Regions from separate parts of the Homo sapiens genome. Here all the other regions are linked to region 3. The links are chromatin contacts, found by Hi-C or POLR2A ChIA-PET in ENCODE. All regions are on one chromosome and are shown on one strand. The core of a region is the stretch at or near the end of the contact, and the rest is flanking DNA. Distances in the headings are between cores, read along the strand shown. Region 1 has its middle 110 kb from the start of LINC02817. Region 2 has its middle 75 kb from the start of DUSP10. Region 3 overlaps LOC105372932 (a long non-coding RNA gene).

Evidence for each region. A loop is a pair of places that touch in the nucleus more often than their neighbours do. ChIA-PET counts read pairs that join two places held with the same protein, here RNA polymerase II (POLR2A). Pooled maps may share reads with other maps.
Region 1: a loop to region 3 is called in a map of Calu3, with 2.7 times the contacts of the local background. The contact joins two enhancer-like sites. A Hi-C loop is called at or near these places in 3 of 168 maps with a recorded cell type or tissue (Calu3, ascending aorta and sigmoid colon) and 2 of 50 pooled maps. POLR2A ChIA-PET finds 5 or more read pairs at or near these places in 1 of 52 experiments (MCF 10A).
Region 2: a loop to region 3 is called in a pooled map, with 5 times the contacts of the local background. The contact joins two enhancer-like sites. A Hi-C loop is called at or near these places in 3 of 50 pooled maps. POLR2A ChIA-PET finds 5 or more read pairs at or near these places in 3 of 52 experiments (AG04450, GM12878 and PC-9).

The regions. Positions count from the first base shown.
Region 1 is chr1:221,229,247-221,232,608 of GRCh38, forward strand. No RefSeq gene overlaps it. Among named protein-coding and RNA genes, the nearest start is that of LINC02817, 110 kb to the right of the region's middle. Within about 2 kb of position 1,570, at least 2 of the 41 ENCODE cell types and tissues checked have a DNase peak (open chromatin) inside an H3K27ac peak, as active enhancers do.
Region 2 is chr1:221,666,016-221,669,158 of GRCh38, forward strand. No RefSeq gene overlaps it. Among named protein-coding and RNA genes, the nearest start is that of DUSP10, 75 kb to the right of the region's middle. Within about 2 kb of position 1,661, at least 4 of the 41 ENCODE cell types and tissues checked have a DNase peak (open chromatin) inside an H3K27ac peak, as active enhancers do; they include PC-9, where a contact is called at or near this core.
Region 3 is chr1:221,438,303-221,441,638 of GRCh38, forward strand. The region is part of intron 3 of LOC105372932 (a long non-coding RNA gene); the gene reads left to right. Among named protein-coding and RNA genes, the nearest start is that of LINC02817, 100 kb to the left of the region's middle. RefSeq lists an enhancer at 1,402-2,601. Within about 2 kb of position 1,814, at least 8 of the 41 ENCODE cell types and tissues checked have a DNase peak (open chromatin) inside an H3K27ac peak, as active enhancers do; they include PC-9, where a contact is called at or near this core.

The sequences.
Region 1 (3,362 bases), core at 320-2,819, 210 kb before region 3:
CTGCAATATGAGGATAATAAGGCCTATCTCACAGAGTTGTTGCAAGGATTAAATTAGCTAACACGTGAAATGTTTAGAACTGTCTCTAGCACATAGTAAGCACTACACGACTCTTGGCAAACGTCATTAATTTTATATGGATTAATTCATTGTCCTTTTTCTACCTGCCTCATCCATCTACTGACTTCAGGTAAGCATACTCTTCTTCTTTTTTTTCTTTTTTTTTTGAGGCAGAGTCTCGCTCTGTCGACCAGGCTGGAGTGCAGGGGCGCAATCTCGGCTCCCTGCAAGCTCCGCCTCCCGGGTTGACGCCATTCTCCTGCCTCAGCCTCCAGAGTAGCTGGGACTACAGGCGCCCGCCACCACGCCCGGCTAATTTTTTGTATTTTTTAGTAGAGGCGGGGTTTCACCGTGTTAGCCAGGATGGTCTCGATATCCTGACCTTGTGATCCGCCCGCCTCGGCCTCCCGTAGTGCTGGGATTACAGGCATGAGCCACCACGCCTGGCCTCCAGGTAAGCATACTCTTAATTTGAACTCTGCAATAACCTGTATGAGGGAAGCAGGGCAAGTGTAATTACCATCCTTTTACAGATGAGAAACTATGGATAAATTCTTACACAGTCCTGATTCTTACTTATATACCTATATTTTCTCTTTATTTCTCCTATTCACTTTAGCACTTTCTACTAGGTAAAAGTAGTAGATTATAGATAGATTTATATATAAAAATTGATCTAGCCACCTGTAATCTACTACTTTTTATAGTATATACTATATATAAATAAGTATAATATATAATCTACTACTTTTACCTAGTAGAAAGTTATATATATATAAAATTTGTTGTATACCAACTATATACCAGAAACTGTTGTCAGTGCTAGATATAGAAAGGTGAATGAGAAACATAAAGTCTTTGCTGTCTTGGAGTTTATAACTTCCTCTTATCTCATCTGTTAGAATCTAAGCTCCTGGCAGGGAGGAAATATGTCTAATTTATCCTTATGTCTATCAGAGTTTTCTAGCACAAAGTTTTGCTCATAGTAAGTATTCAAACAGTTGTTGCTACAAAAGTTATAGCTCACATTTGAGTGCATACTAATGTCAGACACTGTGTTGTTTTACATTATTATCTTGCAAATCCTACAGTAACAATCCTCTGAAATTGGTATTTTTAGTAGTCTTATTTTATGATGGAGAAACCAATATTGGAGATTTGCCTAGGTTCGCTCAAATAGTAAGTTGTTACAAAACTCAGTCCAGCCTTGCTTGACTCAAAATGTCATGCCTTTTGTCCTTGGAAATAAAGTTGAGATGAATAAGCTTTACTAAGTTATCTTAATAGGTAGGCTAATGGAATCCCAAAGTAGTTAAACAAGCTACTGAAATTGGCATACCTCCTTACTCCTCTCTGACCTTTTTTGCTGAACTCTTTATACTCACCCAAAGAATAAAATTTCCTACATGGGCTAGGGCATTGACCTCAGGGTTTCCTTGTTTCCCTGGCATCTATGTTTGGTAGTAAATTTATGCTCTCTTGTGTTCTGTTGGCAAGGAAGCAGCTATCTAAATACTGGGCTGTTGCCACAGCCCTGGGAAATAGAAACATTGGTCATTCTACTTGCCACACAGCCTAAAACATGCAGCCTATTTTTGGCATATGCAGAGTAAGGTATGCAGAGTAAGGCAATAATTAAACAGTAGTTTGCTTAGTGAATACGTTACAGGCCTAGGTTCTGTGAAGGCAATATGGAGTTTAAAATATTTATTTTATTTGTTTATCAATTGATGTATATGGTCCTACCTAAGTATACAGGACTTGTTTTAGTGTCTTCAGTTCACCAGAAAGATGAGTAATCTTAATTTCTACATCTAAATTTTATGGTGTTCTTTCAAAACAAATCAACCTCCTGGATAAATGTAGGGATTATTTTTTAAATGAAAAACTGAAAAGATAATTTTCATCTCTATATCTCCTTATCACAGCAAAAGGGCATGATTCAGTGATTTGTTAGTCTATCATTTAAGGAATGGCCATTGGCAAATACTAAAGACAATTTTTTTTGCATGGTTTGTGGAATCAGCCTCAGTACTTTACTCTCACTCACTCACATATTTAAAAATTAAAAAAAAAAATTAAAAACCTTCTTGCCACAGAGAAATAAAGGGTAGCCACAACAGATCAGCAGCTTAGAAATGGAAATATTTTAATTAATTAATTCATTAAGTAAGTACTTATTAAGCCTCTGTCTAGCACAGAATTAAACTAGCAGATGAACACTGGCTCTAAATATAAGAAGGTCATTCATTAATTCACAACTGCAAGTACCTTATGTTAAAATTCACATGTCAGGCTGCTTGGGTGATATTTTTAATTGATTCTATTAAGAAAATGGTAGAGAACTTCAGCTTATGACCATATTTTGATTAGGATACACAAAAATCCTCTTTTAGAAACACCTAGAAATATAGACAATATATTTAAATATTTAATATAACAAACATTGTATCAAGTGTATATTCAATATTACAGGAAGGAAAGAAAATTTTCTAGAAAAATAAAAACATAAATAATAAAATCAATAGCAAGAGAGTGAGCATGTGAGCTCTAGTCACCTTGGTTGTGGGGGAAGATTGATTTTCGACATCTAAGGGTTTTAAAACTAAAGAGGGAACAGACAGACGCACGCAACAACAAATTAAGAAATGTCTTCCTAAAAAAATACTTTTGTTCATGTGTAATTATAGTTCAAAAAGTTTTTTTTTTAACTACCAGTGTGGCCCAGACTAAGATATCAACATAAAACAGCCCTGGGTTAGTGATATAATTAGATTGACTGGCAGAAGGTAAAATACCTCTTTGGAGAGATGTGTTCTCAATCTAGGCTATGTAAGAGTTCTATAATAATCTCTGATGAAGATCAGCTCACAATGAAGAATTACGAAACCCGTAAGAAATTATCTAAAAGCAAGAACCATTTTTTTTTAATAGAAGAATTAAGCTACAAAGATATTCAAATAACCAAGCTATCTTTTAGAGATTACAAAATAAGTATGTTTGAGATGATGAAAGACATTGAGAGGATTAAAAACATAAACAAAATGTTATCAGCATAGGCAGATTCTTAAAAGAACCAAATAAAACTTCCAGAAATTAAAAAAATAGCCTTATGAAAATGGTAGCTAGATTAAACAGCAGATTATATATAGCTGATTAGAGAATGGGTAAATTGAAAGATAGATCTGAAGAAATTACTCCAAGACAGCACAGTAATATAAAAAATTGAAAAAAAAGATAAAAAAGTACACACATCCTCATATATATATATATACACACACACACATATATCAGGATATATG
Region 2 (3,143 bases), core at 411-2,910, 230 kb after region 3:
TACTAGGTCAAAAGGTAACTATATATTTAACCATATAAGAAAATGCCAAACTTTTTCCAGAGTATTTACACTATTTTACACTCTCACCAGCAATATACGAGACATCTAAATAGTTCCAAATCCATGTCAACACTTGAGAGTGTAAGTCTTTTTAATTTTAGTCATTTTAATGAATTTATAGAGGTATTTCAATGTGATTTGAATTTGCCTTTTCTGAGTAACAAATAATGTAAAACATCTCTTTAGGTAAAGATTGATTGCCCATTTGTATTGTTTGTTTGTTTGTTTGTTTTGAGACCAAGGTCTCACTCTGTCCCCCAGGATGGAGTACAGTGGCGCAACCATGGCTCACTGCTGCCTCGACCTCCCTGGACGCATGTGATTCTTCCAGCTCAGCCTCACAAGTAGCTGAGACTACAGGTGCATGCCTGTACACCTGGCTACTTTTTGTGTTTTTTGTAGAGATGGGGTCTCCCTATGTTGCCCATGCTGGTCTCAAACTCCTGGGATCAAGTGATCCTCCTGCCTCGGTCTCCCAAAGTGCTGGGATTCCAGGTGTAAGCCACTGCACCCAGCCAATGTTGTCCATTTGGATGATATCTTTTTTGAAATATGCACTCACATCTTTTACTGGGTAAATATTGAGTTATCTTGTTGATGCATTGAAAGAGTTATTTATATATTTTGGATATGAGATATTCATTTTTTCACTATGAGATATTCTCATGAGATATTATTCATTATGAGATATTTCACTATATTCATTATAGAATGATGAATATTCACAAGTTGACTTTTGCCTCCCAGTTTGACATTTGCCTTTTTATTTTCCTGTTTTCCAAAGAACAAGTTTTTAATTTTTACGAAGTTCAGTTTTTCAATTTTGTCCTGTTTTCTTCTAGAAATGTTATAATTTTAGTTCTGATGTTTAAGTCTATAATCTGTTTTGACTTAAATTTTGTATGTATTTACAATAAGTGTTAAAGTTCCTTCCCACACTCACTCCCAATATGAGTATCCAGCTGTTCCCACACAATTTATTGAAAAGACTATCTTTCCCCCATCGAATTACTTTGGTACCTCTGTCAAAAACCGCTTGTCTATATTTACTTTTATTTAAAGAGTCTGTAATTTTTATGTGGCAAGTACTTTGGTTTTTTTCAATATTGGTGTTTAAGATCTATCAGGACAGGACAGAGGAGGCTTTATTCTATGGCTAGCTTAAGCCCTGCTCTCAAGGCCAACCATTTTGGAGTTTCTAACAAATGTTCCAGGTATTCAATAATGTCTGTCTTCACTCTGGCTGTTTGGAAATGGAATATCCTCCTACTCTCTATGAACTCTGTGAATTATTTAACTTACAGCTCTTTAGTAGTTTTTCTTATCCTGGCCTCATAGAGTTTTATTGGATGCAAGCTCAGCTTATTCAGGCAAAGACTCAAGGGGATTCCTGGGCAAATGTTTGGAGTTATTTTTCTTAAAAATTCCCTCTTCTCTGCAACCCAGCCCTTCCAACTTGAGCTGCCTCGGTCTCCCTGAATTTGGTTTTACGTCTCCTCACTCAGTGAGAGTGTTATGCTCTGCTTGTTCCCCCACTGTGCATGCTAGTTCAGAAAAGGTTCCCATGCAGAAACCTCAGGTAATTATGGGACTTGCCTTGTTAGTTTCCCTTATCTTATGAGTCACAGTCCTGCAGTTCCTATTGCTCAAGATCTGAACATGATGTGTCATGTGCTTTGTCCCATATTCTAGTTGTTTACAGCAAAAGAGCAAATCTAATATCAGTTATTCCATAGTGGCTATAAGTGGAAGATTTTGGAAACAGTGCTTCTTGAATTGTTTCATGTCTCCGCACTGTCAGACATACAAATTACTGATAGCCTTGTTGGAAGGATTGAATGGTAAGCATGCTTTATAAATTAGAAATAGTAAATTGCTCTGGAGAGATCTGAAGTTCCATCTCCATCAGAACTATTTGCTTACACTCTAAGAGTGATAAAAACCTAGAGACACCTTCCTTTCCTCTCCCCAGAGAGGATCTGTTTACATTTCAGAGCAGCAAGATCTCTTTCATTCTCCCCTCCCTTCAGGGCAGGTAAGACACATGTGCCAGCCATCTTATAGAAGCTTCAAGCATCATAAATAATCAATCAAGTATCAATAATCAATATCAAATTTACCTACTTGTGCAGCGGTTGCTTCATAGGAGAGAAAACTAACATTAGTTTTCTCTCCTATGAAGCAACCGCTGCACAAGTAGGTAAATTTGGCTCCCACTATGTTACCCGCGAAACAAGAATTGGGACATGGGGAACTAGTGCTGCTAAGATTCTCTGAGTGAATGATCTGTTTCTGACCCAGAGACCTGTGTTGTCAGAAAAAAATAGATAAGTAAATATAGGGAGATTTTTTTAAAGACTCTTTTAAAGTCTCTCGTGATTGTAAACTTAATCCATGCTCATATTTAAAATCTTTAAAATAAAAATCAAAAATTATGAAAAGAAAACACTGTAAACATTTTGACATGTCTCTGAGGAGGAAAAACATAAAGAGAAGATGAGGAAAAAAAGGGGAAAATGTTTAAACTGTGTTAATAGTTTTTTTAAATTTAGCATTATGTTGTGAGCTATTTTCTCTGTTGCTGAATACTCTTTGAAGCCTGGCATTTAATAATTGAATAATCTTCTATTCACTAGATCTCCTTTGGTTTATTTAAATATTCACCTATCACTTGACATTTAAGTCATTTCAAGCCTCATTTATTATAAAGAATGTGACTTGCATGTAAGTTTTTAGCTACATCTGTGATTAAATCATATTCTTGAGATACAAACACACAGGTGAAAATTTTAGGTCAAATGGAATGAACTTCTTAAGGAGTTAGAAATGTCATTCATATGACCAAATTCTTTGGCAGGTTTTGAGATGGGCTTCTGTTTTATTTTGAGGAGAAGCTTCTGCCTGCTTTTTGATAGCCAACAGACAAAACTTGCATGTCAAGAACCTACAGAGAAGGATGAACCGACTTGTCCTGGCTATCAACAATCTGCAGGAACCTCTGAGCACCTACCTCCCTCCCCATTCAAATAGTTTGCACATTTTGCACTCTTGGAGAAAAAGAAATTTTCTTTGTTTTCTTGGTT
Region 3 (3,336 bases), core at 564-3,063:
CTGGTAACTGAAACTGCAAAAAGAAAAACCTTGGATAAGAGGGGACTGCTGTATAAAGTACGAGAAAAGATGTTTAATACCACAAGCCATTAAGGTAATGTGAATTTAAACAACAGTGAGCTACAACCACACACCTATCAGAATGTCCAAAATAAGGGCAGGCGTGGTGGCTCACACCTGTAATCCCAGCACTTTGGGAGGCCGAGGCAGGTGGATCAGCTGATGTCAGGAGTTCAAAACCAGCCTGGCCAAGAAGGTGAAACCCTATCTCTACTAAAAATAGAAAAAGAAAAAAAAATAGCTGGGCGTGGTGGCGCACGCCTGTAATCCCAGCTACTCTGGAGGCTAAGGCAGGAGAATTGCTTGAACGCGGGAGGCAGAGGTTGCAGTGAGCCAAGATCGCACCACTGCACTCCAGCCTGGGCAACAGAGAGACTCCGTCAAAAAAAAAGAATGTCCAAAATAAATACTGACAACACAGAGTGTTGACAAGGATGCTGAGTAAGTAGAATTCACATACATGATGGCTGGAATTGGAAAATGCTACAGCAACTCTGGATAATAGCTTGGCAGTTTCCTTATAAAGTGAAACATACATCTACGCTATAACTCCACAAGGCCGATCCTGAGTATTTACCCCAGGAAAATGAAAATGTATGTTCACATGAAACTGATAAACAAAACTTCAGAGTAGCTTTTTTTTTTTTTTTTTTTTTTTTTTTACACAGTAGCTTCAAACTGAAAATAACTTGAATGTCCCTCAATGAGTGAAAGGGTAAATAAACTGTGATACCACATATGATGGAACACTATTCAGTCATAAAAAAGAACAACTTAGATAACTCTGTGCTGAGTAAGAGATGCCAGTTTCAAAAGACAAAAGCACAATGGTGGAGAAGAGATTAGTGATTGCCAGGGATTATGGTGGAGGGAGGGGTGAATATAAAGGGACAGCATGGGGAAGCTTTGGGGGGTTATGGCACTGTTTCGTATCCTCTTTGTGGTGGTTACACAAATCTATACATATGTGGAAATCCATAGAGCTGTACATCAAAGAAAAAAGTCAACTTTACTATAGGATAATTTGGAAAATAATTTTTTTAAAGGCCAATGCATTCCTATTTGACTTTTCTATTCACAGTTTGTTGTCAATCTCTTCTTTACTGAACTGATGACATCCTGTTTTCACTAACACTGCTTGCCTGGCGGGGAGATATGAGGCATGTGTGAGGCATTGCAGATACAAAGATGAGTCAGGCAGAGGCTCATGCACAGGGCTCACCACCTGGGCAAGGAAATGAGACAGGGAAGTGAAGAGACGTCAACAATTTATGCTACAGAAATTCAAGGGGTGAGAAATCCCTGATCACTATGGGAAGTGTAAGCACAAAGCGTGTTTTCTTAACTCAACCAAGAAGGAATAATTGGTTCTGTTTACTGTTTCCTTACCAAATATATTTTTTGGTAATTTTGAAGACTCCCTTGCTTTGACCAAAAAATATTAAATTTAAAAATCTCATTAGTTGATAGGAACAGTGCCTGCTGGGTTGTAAATTTATTGAAACATGGCCTGTCCTAACCAGCACTCTGACACATAGAAGTCCCGTCACTCATTATATAAATCCATTTATTAAATAAATGGATGAAAGATAACATCATGAGCACAATATTTGAATCATTGCTAGTCATTGCGGTATTATTTTGTATTTAGTTGTCATATTCATCAGTATAGCTTCTGTCATAGTCATTTGGAGATGAAACATATTTTAATTAATATGTGCCCACTTCATTCTGAGGCTCTGTAGGTGGCACTCCCCAGGGGAAAGTCCCTAAAAGTGAGTCACCGTGATTATTCATGTCCTGTGGCATCAGTCTTTGAAACCAATATCTACAGGAAATAAATACCAGGAATGTGAATGCAGATGCCTTGAGAAGACCACTAATCCTGCTATGATAAGTAACTGGGCAGTTATTCAAGTGGGGTGTTTTTAGTGCCATGGAAACAGACAGAGTCGGTGTTTTCCAAGGGAAAGTGTTTTAAATCCAGAGTCCTGCCTAATCTGGATATAAATATGCTGACTGTTATGAATCTAGCTTCCTAAACCAAGCCCTACCTTAATTTCCTCATATGTGAGGTAAAGGTCACCCACCACAGTCTGGTGTGAATTCATGGCAATTAAGGTTCTTACTTAGAAGAAGTCATTATTTTTATTCCCATCTGGGCAGAAGTCAAGTTCAAAGTCAGAGTTGTATCAGGGTTCAGCTTCTGTGATCAGTCAGACCATTTATGTTTAGAAGTGAGTTTTCTAAAGTAAGTGCTAAGTATTTTAGGCAAAGAAACCCAGCTGTGAAAATACTGCTAACATTTGTACAGTTGTTTTATATGTGGATTTATTTTTACTTGCACTTACTTTAGTGCGATTCTTTGCAGAGAAGTTCCTCTTCCCCTCCTCTCCTTCCCCGTCACTGCCTCTGGCTGCCTCTCGTGGGTCATTTGAGAAATGACAGTCTCTCTCTAATCCTTATGGGTCACAAGTGTTCTGCATCATGGCACACCCTTGACTAATTAGCATTAATAAGTGATGCTGGGAGAAAGAACCCTGGAGAAAAAGCAGAAGGCTTGTTTTTGCCAAATTGGAATTGACCCAGCTAGCAAAATTTTCCAGCGTACTTTCTTACTCTCTTGCCTCTTGTGTGTTCTTGCTGCCTAAACATACGTTTCTGACATGAGGTCTTGGACAGCCCATGAAATACACTGCCCTGCATACCTTTTGTTCCAGGGGGCATGGGGACTTTATTTATTTAATAAACTTTTCCTAAACTGTTTACTGTGTGCAGGCCATAAGGGATAATAAGACATCATTTCTGCCTCCTACCTTTTTATGTTGTTTTAGCACAGATATGGCAAAGATATATCTAACTATATATTAGTTATTGAGCACCTACTGTGTGAAAGGCATTGGGCTAGGTACAAATAGAAGAGCCTTGCAGAATAAACAGGACTTCAATAGGCAGGGAACCAAAATAGGACAGGCCAGGTAGGCTGCGCAGTAAAAGGAAAAGCTCAAAGGCAGGAAAGTAAAAGTCCAATTAGAGGGCTCTGCGTAGGGAATCCAAAGCAAAAGGGCTTAGTGGGAACTTCTGGGTCTATAACCAAAAGCAGGGTTTCAAAGAGATATTTACTTCATCCATGTTCATAGCAGCCATATTCATAATAGCCAAAACAAGGAAGCAACCCAAATGTCCATCAGTGGACGAAAGGATAAACAAAATAGCCTTAAAAAGGAAGAAAATCCTGCCATACACTACAACATGGATAAGCCTTGAGGACAGGAT